Regions from separate parts of the Homo sapiens genome. Here regions 1 and 2 are each linked to region 3. A link is a contact called in ENCODE Hi-C data. All regions are on one chromosome and are shown on one strand. Each heading gives the region's core, a stretch centred on a gene start or an enhancer-like site at or near the end of the contact. The rest is flanking DNA. Distances are from core to core; before and after follow the strand shown. Region 1 holds the start of ZUP1 (zinc finger containing ubiquitin peptidase 1). Region 2 holds the start of HDAC2 (histone deacetylase 2). Region 3 holds the start of HSF2 (heat shock transcription factor 2).

The links. Hi-C counts contacts between places; a loop is a spot of excess contacts on that map. Pooled maps may share reads with other maps.
Region 1: a loop to region 3 is called in a pooled map, with 7 times the contacts of the local background. The contact joins the promoter of ZUP1 here to the promoter of HSF2 in region 3. A Hi-C loop is called at or near these places in 5 of 50 pooled maps.
Region 2: a pooled map shows a loop between it and region 3 (5-fold over the local background). The contact joins the promoter of HDAC2 here to the promoter of HSF2 in region 3. A Hi-C loop is called at or near these places in 7 of 50 pooled maps.

The regions. Positions count from the first base shown.
Region 1 is chr6:116,667,137-116,671,456 of GRCh38, forward strand. ZUP1 (zinc finger containing ubiquitin peptidase 1) reads right to left here and starts at 1,630. Exons shown (of 10, transcript NM_145062.3): 1 at 1,430-1,630; 2 at 1-71. The coding sequence starts at 56. RefSeq lists a silencer at 554-703 and an enhancer at 1,465-1,654.
Region 2 is chr6:113,968,837-113,973,251 of GRCh38, forward strand. It overlaps HDAC2 (histone deacetylase 2), which reads right to left and starts at 2,312. Exons shown (of 14, transcript NM_001527.4): 1 at 2,021-2,312. The coding sequence starts at 2,072. HDAC2-AS2 (HDAC2 and HS3ST5 antisense RNA 2) reads left to right here and starts at 865. Exons shown (of 10, transcript NR_125845.1): 1 at 865-1,442. RefSeq lists silencers at 1,453-1,772, 1,983-2,282, 2,224-2,667, 2,643-2,822 and an enhancer at 1,829-2,807.
Region 3 is chr6:122,397,503-122,401,731 of GRCh38, forward strand. HSF2 (heat shock transcription factor 2) reads left to right here and starts at 2,150. Exons shown (of 13, transcript NM_004506.4): 1 at 2,150-2,328. The coding sequence starts at 2,236. RefSeq lists silencers at 1,886-2,205, 2,476-2,595 and an enhancer at 2,446-2,945.

The sequences.
Region 1 (4,320 bases), core at 380-2,879, 5.7 Mb before region 3:
GCTTTCATGTCTGGTTCTGAGGTTACTGTTTCACCACAAATATTACAGGAAAGCATGGTATTGACAAGTAGCTAGAAAAGAACATAACATTAGGTTTCAAAGATTTGAAGAAAAAATGTGTTTCATAAAATGATTTGAGACAATTACTTGGTCTTTAACGCTGGATTATTTTGATGAAGAAGTTTTCAATGTACTTACTGTTCCTCAAATACAAAAACTTATTTATAAATATCAACCAAAATTTCATTTATTTTTTTTTAAAAAAAGGCAATAATAATGAATACAAGTAATTTTAAAAATAAAATATTTCAAAAAATGTCTCTGGCCCAAGGTGGAGAAAAAATAACGTTTAAAAAATTGTCCAGGTAAGATAAATCAGGTAAGAAAAAAATGAAGAGAAGAAACCTATTTATCAACTGATATATCTAAATACTGAATACTGAAGCTGATTATATTGAGGAGGTAAATAAACACATCTTACAAGTAGAGTTTAACACTGTAAACTTAGAGTCTTACATGTATCAAGTGCTATTTAAGTGCTATTATTGTAATTTAAGTACTATTATTATCGCTCTACACATAAAGAAATTCTGGCTCAGACAGGTCACCACAAGCAGAAAAAGGTGGAAGCCAAAATGCCAACCCCGTCGTGCTCCACAGCCTGTACTCTCAGCCCCAAGAATAAAAGCAGAAGTGGTATAGTAGAAAAAAGCACTTATTCCAGAGTCAAGAGAACTGGGTAATAATTTCAGATTCATCATTTTGGGTAAGGAATCTCATCTCTCTGAGGTTCAGTCAAAGACTACTGTAAAATCCAAAGGTAGTTATTTTTGGATTTTATGGACAAATAAAGTACTGACTACTGACATAAAAGTGTTAAAAAAATAATTTTAAAAAAAGCAATCACTTCGCCACCACCTTCCTACTACAGGTCATCGTTCAGCTAAAGACTATTTAAAATCAAACAGGAAAAGTAATGACACTATCACTTCATTTAAATAAATTTACCTTTAAAATACCTCCCTACATTGTCCTTATTTTTTTCATTTCTCTCCAGACAAATGGATACAGTCTCTGATTTTAGAAGGCAGTTCTCCCGAGCCCCCAGTGGGATTAATGTCACACCCGGAGTTTCTTCTCTTCCGGTGGCTGGGACACGGTCAGACACAGAATGATGAACTTGGACATGGACTCAGATTAAGCGGGTAAGAGACAAGAGAGTACCCAGGTGCCTCAGAGGAAGCGAGTGAGAGGCATGAAGGACCCAGTGCCAAGCTAGGTACGTGGTGGGTGAGGTCAGAAGACCGCAAGGCCGAGTCTCCCAAACGTTCCGCGCCAAAGGCACAAGCCAGGCACACGAAACTAGCAGGCACTAACTGGGTCAAAGCTTTGGGCCTGGGGAATAAGGGAGGGGACCATCAATTCTTACCGGCCCAGAGGCCAGCAGCTGCCACACTGAGCTCCGCTAGGCTTCCCCTTTGGGCCTCGCTGGCAGACGAGTGCGTGCGCGGCGTCCAGTACCTCTCCTGGCCTGATGACTGAGGCCAGGCCTTCCCAATACGCAGAGTTTCACAGTTAACCGAGGAAAGAATTAGGAACTTCCAACACCTTGGCCCTCAGTACCTCATTCAAAAGCACTTCCTTACTCCCACGGAAAAGAAGTAATCCCAGAATGCGCCGCTCCACGCCGGTCTCTATGCAGTGCATTCTGGGAGATGTAGTCTTTTTTTTTTTTTTTTTTTTTTGAGACGGAGTCTCGCTCTGCTGCCCAGGCTGGAGGGCAGTGCGCGATCTCGGCTCACTGCAAGCTCCGCCTCCCGGGTTCACGCCATTCTCCTGCCTCAGCCTCCCGAGTAGCTGGGACTACAGGCGCCCGCCACCATGCCTGGCTAATTTTTTGTATTTTTAGTAGAGACGGGGTTTCACCGTGTTAGCCAGGATGGTCTCGATCTCCTGAGAGATGTAGTCATTTTTGCATTCCTCCCATTTCCGAGTTTTTCCTTCTCCCATCGAGTTTCCTGCCACTCAATTGCTAGGAGAGAAAACCGGGCTCTGAGGTCATTCATACTTAATCTGAATGAGTTCACAGGGCAGGTCCTGGGGCAAATAGCAGTCTACACTAGGGCCTGCTGAGTAGCACTCTATTTTAGTATCAATAAAGGGTTTATAATGCTGCTAGGTATCAAGCTCCCAGCTATGCACCGAAGGTAAAGGATACCAGGTTCTTTCCTCAAGGTTACAAGATAACAAATATCTTGGTTTGTATGTATGTATGTATGTATATATATATATTTTTTGAGACGGAGTCTTGCTCTGTCGCCCAGGCTGGAGTGCAGTGGTGCCATCTCTGCTCACTGCAAGCTCCGCCTCCCGGGTTCACGCCATTCTCCTGCCTCAGCCTCCCAAGTAGCTGGGACTACAGGCGCCCGCCACCACGTCTGACTAATTTTTTGTATTTTTAGTAGAGATGGGGTTTCACCGTGTTATCCCGGATGGTCTCGATCTCCTGACCTCGTGATCCGCCCCCCTCGGCCTCCCAAAGTGCTGGGATTACAAGCGTGAGCCACCGTGCCCGGCCGTATGTATGTATTTTTAGAGAGGAGGACTCTTTCTGTCACCCAGGCCAGAGCACAGTGGCTAAAATAGCTCACCGCAGCCTCGAACTCCTGGCCTCAAATGATCCTCCCATCTCGGCCTCCCAAAGTGTGAGCCACCATGTTAGCCCAAAATCACAAATATCTTGTCATTCAGGCTTTATTTCATTCAACAAATATTTAAAGAGTGTCTATTAGAAAGGCGTTTTGCTTGCAACAGGAGCTGCAGCAGTAATCAAAATACACAAAATTCAGGATTTTTGAGGCTTACATGCTGGTGAGGTAGAGGAAATAAAAAGTAAATTAACTGATCATGATAAGTGCTATGAAGAAAATAAAACTGGATTGGCCAGGCTCAGTGGCTCACATATGTAATCCCAGCACTTTGGGAGGCCGAGGCGGGCAGATCATTTGAGGTCAGGAGTTCAAGACCAGCCTGGCCAACATGGTGAAAGCCCGTCTCTACTAGAAATACAAAAATTAGCTGGGCGTGGTGGCAGGTGCCTGTAATCCCAGCTACTCGGGAGGCTGAGGCAGGAGAATTGCTTGAACCCGGGAGGCGTAGGTTGCAGCGAGCTGAGATCGTGCCACTACACTCCAGCCTGAGTGACAGAGCAATAGATTTTTGAGACTGAGTCTCAAAAAAAAAAAAAAAAAAAGAAAGAAAGAAAGAAAAGAAAACTGGATTATAGAGATACGAATGTTTAGAAAAGGTCTTGATGAAGGGTTGAGTGTGCTGATGAACAAACCTTACACCAACAGGGGAAATAGCATTTCAGACAGATAAAATAACAAGAACGAAGGCCTAAGGCTGGAGCAAAAAGAACACTTTTTGACCAGAGCATAATGTGGTAAGGAGAAAAATGATTACAAGATGAGGTTAGGGTTGTAGACAGGGGCCAAATCATGTAGGACCTGGTAGAAAACTAGTGAGGTATTTAAATAGGAGGGTGATGTTATCTGATGATAAATAGTATGTTTTTAAAAATTGGCTAGGCGCGGTGGCTCACGCCTGTAATCCCAACACTTTGGGAGGCAGAGGCGGGCAGATCGCATGAGCCCAGGAATTCCAGACCAGCCTGGGCAACATGGAGAAACCCGTCTCAACCAAAAAAATACAAAAATTAGCTGGGCGTGGTGATGTGGCCTGTAATTCTAGCTACTCGGGAGACTGAGGTGGGAGGATCACCTGAGCCCCAGGAGGTTGAGGCTGCAGTGAGCCATAATGGCACCATTGCACTCCAATCTGGGCGACAGAATGAGAACCTGTCTCAAAAAAAAAAATCGTTCTGGAAATTTGTGGACAAACATGGAAGATTAAACATGTAAATTTATATTTCTCTGCCTCTCAAAATCTATTAAAATGATAGCAGGAAAATAAAAATAATACTACTAACAGCTAATGAGATTTTACAAAACTTTGAAAGCTAAAAAAAGATGAATGATTAATAACGAACTTAACTCAGAACCGATGTCAACAAAAACCAAGTCAAGTCATACTGTCTTGACTTGTATGGGTTTCTGCTTGCCCAGCACAGCAGCTGGGGTCTGCTTGCCCAGCACAGCACAGCCAAACACTGACACTGGGATAGCAGCAAGAGAAAGTTGAGGCATTTATTGTAGGGCACCAAGGAAGGAGAATTGAGTAGCTCATGCTTAAGACCTGAACTCCCACATTGCTTACAGGTAAGAGTTTTTAAAGGTGAGGAGGCAGAGGTTACAGGCG
Region 2 (4,415 bases), core at 1,062-3,561, 8.4 Mb before region 3:
GCGCTGTTCAGAAACTGCTACTCAAGTGTACCCTCCTGGTTCTAGGGTTCCATTGTGGTGACAACAAATTACAAGCAGCTTACTTCCTCAGAGCCCATCACTACCAACACCAACTGACAGCTTCGAGAAGGACCTCAGTACCACTTTCCCTAACCAAAATTTTCCTCTTTACTCCAAGCCCTGACAAGGATAAATCTCTAAACTTTAGAAACAATGTAATTTTACAAATTAACTTATACGCAGGGTTACTTCCTTTCCAATTTGATCAGGGAATGCAGGGCAAGAATAACCCAAAATATGCAATGTAAATCATGTTGAAATTAAAATGTATTTCCATCTCCACCCCTCCACGATGGCATAATTTCAAATCAACTTATATAATGCATATCTAGTCCTCTGAAAAATCATTTTTAAAAGTAGGGCTGTTATTATTCTGTCCTAGCTATCGCAGATCAATTTAGATTTGTTCTGTAAGATTTCAGATTTTCCCCAAATGACACAGGTGGTTATTTTATATGTATCAGTCATTAAAAGATTAATCCTTTTTAACTAAAAAGAGACAGTACGGTCATTTACAAGTTAAAGTAGATTTATTCTGAGCTGGTGCTCTGGGGTCTTACTTCTCTAAAATTTTGTGATTTACAATACACCACATGTAGGAAACAGCTTCCAAAATTTGTATTGCTTCCTACAAATCAGACAGGACTTTCAGGAGAAGGAGCCTAGGATAGATTCTCTGTTAAATTTTGGAATCCCTTCTCTCAAGAGTAACCTACTATAAACTATTTACCAAGCCTTTGTGAAATCTGTATAACAGGTTACTACTCCATTGAGCAAGAAAACACAGGAAACAGGATTCGAAGATTTAATGTTACTGCTCATACTCCAAATTATAGAATGCTTAAGATAATTAAATTATCTGACTTTTATAATTCACTACACGGTGACCTCAAATTTACCTCATTAGAATATTTAGTACTTCTGCACTTCTCCCACTTCTCAAAGTTTTCCCATACCAGGATTCCCCACCACCTAGGAACAGCCTTTGCAAGATACCAATGCTCTCTAAATCCCCAAAGCAGGGTCTATTTCCTGATCGAACAAAGAGCAACAAAGAAGTGGGTGGTAACCACCTCTCTGAGGCAAGCCAGGACCCATGGAGTCTGATCTACAACACAAGCAGTAGCAGTTCCACATCTCCCTACCACCTCTTATTTCCTACGAAGTCTTTCTGCCTGAAACTGGAAAACCCGAACTATTATTGAGGAAGTGAAGCCCTTCCATTTGAATCCTGAGAAAGACGCGCTCAAAGAACCCAGCGAACAAAGGAGAGGGTTGGAGCCCACGCAAAACATGGGTGTGATAAAGCCACACGCGACCTGAGCCCCCACCCTCAGTAACTACTCTCCAGCGCCCACCGGGAGGAGGGGTCCGGGGAAAGGGTAAGCCGAGGAAGGAGAAGACGCTCCGGCCAGACCGAACGCAGGGTAGGGGAGGCGAGCAGGCGAGGAGGAGGGAAGGGGACGGGAGGGGCGGAGCTCTCGCGGCCGCGGGGCTTTGTGTAGAGTCAAGGCCGGGATAGAAATTTTGCCTCGCGGGGGACGGGTCGAGGGGGTAGGAGGCCGACGCGGGGCACCCCAAACCTGCGTTGCCACGAATGGTGGGCGGGAGAAGGGAGAGAATGGGCCGCCCCCTTCGCCGCCGCCACCACCAAGGCGGGGTAGGCCGGCGCCGTCCCCAGCGGCGGCCACCTTCGAGGCTGCGGACTGCACGGCCGAAGGGGGAGAGGCAGGAGACAAGACGGGCGGGCCCCCTGATTCCCGCCCGCAGGAACCGCGGGGGCTGCGCCAGGAAGAGGGTCTCGTTCTAACTGTGCCGGGCCGGGAACGGGTTAAGATGCGGCCAAATGTCGGTCCCTCCTCCTTCCCACCCCTCAGCCCCGGCGCCCACTCGCGACGGCAGCCGCGGAACCCAGCGCCCGGCCCCGCGCGCCCACCCCGACACCGGCCCGGCCGCTCACCGTCGTAGTAGTAGCAGACTTTTTTTTTGCCGCCTCCTTGACTGTACGCCATGGGCTCCCCGGCCACCGCCGCCACCGGGCTCCTCCTCCTGCTGCTGCTGCTGCTGCTGCTGCCGCCGCGGCTCGGCCGGGAGAGAAAAGGGCTGAGGGAAACGTGGGGGCGATAGTCCCGCGGGGAAGGGCAGGCCGGTGGGAGGAGAGGAGGGGGCGCCGGGAAGGCTCGGTACCACCCGGCAGAGGTGCCGAAAGCTCGGAATCGGAGGTGGCAGCGGCACCAACTCGCGAGGAGGGGGCCACCAAACCACCTCAGGAGGCCGCAGGGAGGTGAGCGCATCCACTGCGGCCTCCACGGGGGAGGAAGGGGCACGGCTGGAGAAGGAGGCCGTTTCGGGCTCGAGGTTAGAGGCCCTGTTAGGGTGAACAACCTGCGCAAGGCGGCGCCATACACAGTGTTAAAATGAGGAAGAAGACAAGCTTTCGCTGCGCAAGTAGATCCAGGGAGCGTGCAGCCGGGTGGACGTTCTCCCCCTCAGGTCTGCGCGCAGTGGTTGCGCCTGTCCCCGAGCCTGCGCAGTCGGCGCCTCGTAGCCTTGGCGGTCTGGACCCCTCCTCGGCGTCCCACGCTGCTCCCCTCCCCCACTGTCGCGAAGCTCCCGCCCAAGCCGACCACGTGCCGCGAGCCCGGCGGGGAGAGCCCACTCCCGCGCCCCTTCCGGGCCCACTACCCCGCCGGGCTGTGGCCCATCGCCCCAGTGCCTGGTAGCCTAGTTTTCTCGTTTGTCGTTTGTTCACTTATTTATTATTATTATTATTATTTTGACTCGTAATGGGTATGAGGTGTAAGGGGGCCTATTACGGATGTTAAGGGGAGAGGGCACCGCTCGGGTTTTAATAAGCATCTGTGGAGCTCATTTATAAGGTACAGTTCTAAGCACTTGCATTTATAATATATTCCATTGATAATCTATTTATAATATTTAATCTCATTTAAGACTCTCAACAACTCTAGGAGGTAAGTGGCAATTGTACTCCTTCTTTATAGGTGGAGGCAGATTAAGGAACTTGTTCTTACTGCTAACTGATAAGTCTGGAGGTTTGAACTCATTCTGCAAACTCCACGCACCCTAGCTGTTCCACTCTGCAGCAATGCTGCTGGCTAGACACTGGAAGATTGGAGCAGAAAGACTTTCGAAACTCTTGGAGGTTATGAATACAAGTGTTCCTCTGTTAAATAAATCCACATTTATCAAGTACCTACCTTAAGCCAGCCACCTTGCAGGTGAGGGCTGGAGGCTAACAGCCTGTTTTATAGCACCCAATCCCAGTTATATAAAATTGCTATCCCTACCCCCCAAATACACCCCTATTAAAAAAAAAAAAAGGCTGTATTGATGCTGGAATTTAAGAGCCACTACCAAAAATACCCCTTTTAATTTGCTGTTTGACTTCAAAATCCCGAAAGTGTTCATGCTTAAAGCAGCAATTTTCCCCAACCTCACCCCCAAGAGATTTAGAAAAAGTTAAGTCCAGGGTGGCCCCTGCCCTCCCTCCGCCCCCTCCTCTGTATTTTTAACAAGACCCCAGGTGACTGATGAAGTTGCTAGAGAAATTACGGTGAGTGAAACACTGGCCTAGAGGTAAAGTTAATTGACCTTCTAAGTTGTGCTCTATCAAGTACAAAATCAACTTGGAAGATTCTGAGAACAGAATAAGTGAATTTAGTAGAAGTGAATGTTCTTCCCCAGGGCCAACACAATGAAGTCTGAAATGACACTTTGTTTCTTTTGGGAAGACTTCCCTGACCCCTCTCCCGCCAAGACTGTTCTCCATGCCATGTACGTTGTATGCTGTAGCTCAACACTTAACCATGTTGCAGTTGCCCACAACTCGTCTGAATGTCCCACTATGAATGGAGTGTCATAAATGAAGGGACCAGGTTTATCTTGCATGTAATAGTTTCTCTAGTGCCTGTGACTTAGGGCAAGTCACTTAAACGTTTTTTGAATTGCCTTATCTGTAAAATGGGGCAGTATTACTTGGAGAGTAATATTCAGAATCTCAAATAAGAAAATTAATATGGAATACTTTTAAAAAATGAAGAATTATGTGAATAAGGGATTATTAGGATTACTATAATAACAGTGACAATTACTAAATTACTGTTTGCACCCACAGCACCTAACATTGAACTTGTGAGAAGAGCCTGGACATATCTTTTGACTAGCTGAGAAACGTATTTATTATTTAATAATTTTAAACCAATAGAAGCAAGTTACATTACCTTTAGAAACTGGTGTGGGAGGAGTTTTATCCCATGATAGGAGTTGGCCAAGAGAATTCTGTCTATAATCTCTACTATGTTAGCAGAGCTAAAAGTGGCATCAGTTATTGAAAC
Region 3 (4,229 bases), core at 900-3,399:
CATGCTTAAGTTTGAGAACCATTTGTTTCAAACTTACGGTCTATAAGATGCCATACATTGGAAACAGAATCAGCTACACAATTTGCAAGATCCATTGCAAAATGAAAATGTACAGTCCCTTGTTCAAAAACTGAGAATTTCAAGAGGATGAGAACAGAGCATTAAACTAAGTATGGCACCCCACTAAGCCCAGCCCTATGAATGCCCAGCCTTTGAATGTCCAAAGACAAGTTTCTGCTTCTATCTAATCACACCTTCTTTTTTTAGAAGAAAATAATATAATGCCATGAAAGTAGGCCACATTTCCTCCTTAGACACTGCCATTCTTACCTCCTGAGCTGTTGCCCTCCATAGACAGACATGATCATTAGCTTCCTGGTTTTTGCTCATTCTGTTGTCTTCCTTTTAGCTATTCAAATATATTTGTACCTCAAGACCCAACTTAAGGTCCCTATCTGCCATGAAATCCTTCCTTACCACCTTAACCTACTAATCTGTCTTTTTAAACTTATCTAGTACTTATTTTATACAAAACATTTAGCTCTTTTTGTATATATTGAGTGCTGATCACTGTGGTCATATTGTTTCTTGAGTTTGAATATAAGCATCTTGAGCTTTGAAACAGTGTCATCATTGTACAATGGAAAGGGCACATACTTTTGAGCTCAATAAAGCTTGGGTGTAAATACTCTCCCATTTACTTGCTGTGACTGAAGAAATTAATCAACTTTTGAGTCTCAGAATCTTCTCTGGGAAAATGGGATAATAAAACCTAGTTCATTGGGTTGTTGTGAGGATTCAATAATATATGTAAAGCCCTTGGCATATATAAGGGCTCATCAAATATTACTTCCTCTATCACATGCATGCCTCCATATATCTGATTTTGCTTCAGCCAACATCCCAGTGCTGAGCACAAAGGCAGCATTCACTAAATACTTGCTCATTGGAAGAGATATACATATATCTTCCATTAAATGATAGATATATATTTAATGTACTATTTTACATTCACCCAAGAAGTAAACCAATCCTATGTTGAAGTTTTGTATGTTATCTCTGACTTGTTTGTAAGTTTTTGCCTTCACATGCTGACTTTTGTAAAAAAAAAAAGTCGAATTTTGTAGACTTCATATTTTCAAAGCATTTGCACAGCCATTATAGTATTAAAGACACTCTTAGTGGGTAAAAAGATAGATCTTATTCCCAGTCAAGAAATGGAAAAAACTGGCACTGGTGGCTAAGGAATTGTTCTAAATGACAGAACCAGTGTATTTTAATATACAGAAAAATGTCCAAGAGGCTTTATCTAAACTGAGATCTACTGACTCCTTTTCCATTGTTTTTTCCACTATACCAATCTCTTAGGCAAAAAAGACTATATCTGTAAAGTATACGCAGGAAAAACTATTTTAATTAACTAAAATAGTACAAATGAGTCTATTTCTTTTTATTCTGGGTACAGAGTAGGCACTTGATGACTGGATTAAAAACAGCACATGATATATCAATTGCAGTTCCTGGTTTACAGTTTTAAGTAATCGAGAGTGAGTTATTTAAACTGCTCTTTTTGATAAACATATTTTAAAGAGGGCTTTTTCTCCCAATGAAAATGTAAGAACAAGTTTCATTATTTTTAAGACAATTTCAATTTGGGGCCTAGCACATCATGCTTGAGAGCTGGTTTTTTCCTTATGCAAATGGATCCTTTCTCTAAACTGGTGCAAACCACACTTTGCCTGCCAAACTTATGACTCAAAGGCCCTGAAGGGTTTCTGTAGCCTCCCAGCCACAGCCCAGAAACCATAAGCTGTTTCCACGTGAAACATCCAAACACGGTCTCCCAAGCCTAAGTCTGCTACCATCAAGGCTTCTGTATAAAAGGCAAATGAGGAGGCAGCGCCCCCTTCTGCTCCCACCCCCTTCTGCTCCCACCCCCTTCATGTCAGCAGCAGCCAATCGCTTTTCTCTGTCGTGCAGTCGGCTCCTGGGATTGGCCAGGGACGGGACAGGCGCGGAACCACTGCGCGCACAGGCGGAGCGCGGAGACTTGTCCGTCACGTGCGGCCGCCCGGCCTCTCGGCCTTGCCGCGCGCCTGGCGGGGTTGGGGGGGCGGGGACCAAGATCTGCTGCGCCTGCGTTGTGGGCGTTCTCGGGGAGCTGCTGCCGTAGCTGCCGCCGCCGCTACCACCGCGTTCGGGTGTAGAATTTGGAATCCCTGCGCCGCGTTAACAATGAAGCAGAGTTCGAACGTGCCGGCTTTCCTCAGCAAGCTGTGGACGCTTGTGGAGGAAACCCACACTAACGAGTTCATCACCTGGAGCCAGGTACGGTCAGGCCACGGCGGCCTCTGAACCCCCTGAATAACCGCCTCCTCACTCGCTCTCCTGCGGGGTGGTCTCTCGCGGCCTTGCGGCTCGACGCTGTCTGCGAGGCCCGCGGTGCGGGGCCTTGGCGTTCAGCCTCGCGGGGGACCCCCTGTATTGTTCGCTCGGGGAGCCGCGGGGGCCCGGCCGGCAGCGCCGCTCTCCTCAGGCCGCGGTGGGGGAGGGGCGGCCCGCGCGGGGCGTAGCGGCCCAGGCAGCCCCTTAACGGTCCGGTCCGCGTTCGGAACCGGCCCGGCGTCGCGAGGGGAATCGGCGAGCCGAGGGCGCGGGAGCCTCTTTACTGCACACTCATCCTCCGTCCTCCCGCCCGGCTCAGGGGTTACAAATCGCGGAGGGGACAGGGAGCCCAGGGCCAGGATCATCAACGTGGGGCTTTATAGGAGGCGATCTTTACCTCAGCGACCGATCACCCCCAGTTCCCCCAACATTGCTTTGCATCTGGCATCTTTATGTGGAGAGCAGTCAGGGCAATAGACATACGTTCAAACGCAGGTTACTGCTTATCAGTTGGTTTTAAAAATATATAGAAATTAACAAATTATTCTTTTGAGATTCTGTGCTATTTGTATAATGGGATTATTAGGATTGTTTTAATAAAGTACTAATAGGTGGTAACTTAGTAGTTACTAAATTTCGCTGAACAGTTACCAGCAGAGGGGCATATCGATGTGTTGATTATTGGTTTGATCTCAACTCTGCTTCTAAACAAGCATGACCTTAGTCCAGCCCTTTATCTTGTCTGGCCTAAGTTAAATCTTTCATAAGATGGATGGGTTGCCTAGGTGACCCAAGACCTATATCAGTCCCAAATACAAGATTTTAGGCAGAATGATTATTTACATCCACAGTGCATGTGCATTAGAATACACTCCTAGGCTGTTGGAATCATTTTTATGAAGGAAAGTGGTTAACTCTTATTGTAGATGATCACCTATTGAGGCATATTTTCATATGTGTAGTTCTTGAGAAGAATAAGTGAAAACTACCTGCATAGTGCCTGGCACCTGTTAAGTGCTGAGTAAATGTTATCTCCCGTCCTCCTTTCTTTCCTGTTCTCCTATTATAGGAACTCTTAGTTTTATTTACTTTTGTCTTAACAGGGAGTGAGCACCATATTAAGACCCTGAAGTTTTGACTTCTGTAATACCATAGTTTGCCTTGTGTTATTATTTGTTCTTTTTTCCGACTTCCTTCTAGGATTTAATTTTTGTGTGTTCTTTATGAGCAACTGAGTTATCCTTTTAGCCCCACTCCCTGCTTGGAGTTGAGTAGGGGGGCGTGAGTGTTTCTATTAAGCATTTAATGAATTCTGTACAATTGTACAAAGCTAGGTGAAAATAAGAAAGCCAGCCACTAGCATGTACTTAAAATAAACACATGTCTCATGCTTTTCATCAGTTAGAAGGATTAAAAGTTGACAAGAAGGATCAGTACAGACTGTTACTCAGACACGTATTCGTGTTAGAGATTGGACTGAGATTCTCTCCCCACGAAAGCTGACTTTATCATACCTTTTTGTCTTTTATGGGCCAGAAATAGGGGCTATATATATTGGCAGTTGCTTTTAATCAGAGTATCATGTCAGTGGTAGGCCTATTAAATTCTGATTAGCAACAGTGTTTTAATAACATTCTTATTTTCTGAGTACTGTCAAATGTGGAGAGTTTCGTACTGATCCGTAAATGCATCATTCTATGAGTTCTAAGCCAAATAAACAAGCCACTTAACCATTTTTTAATCCCATTATTAACTTTAAGCTTATGTGTTAACCAATTTTCTAATATGCCAGTGGGACAATCAAAATGTAAGCTCAGTGAGATCACTGTGCCAGAGACACACTA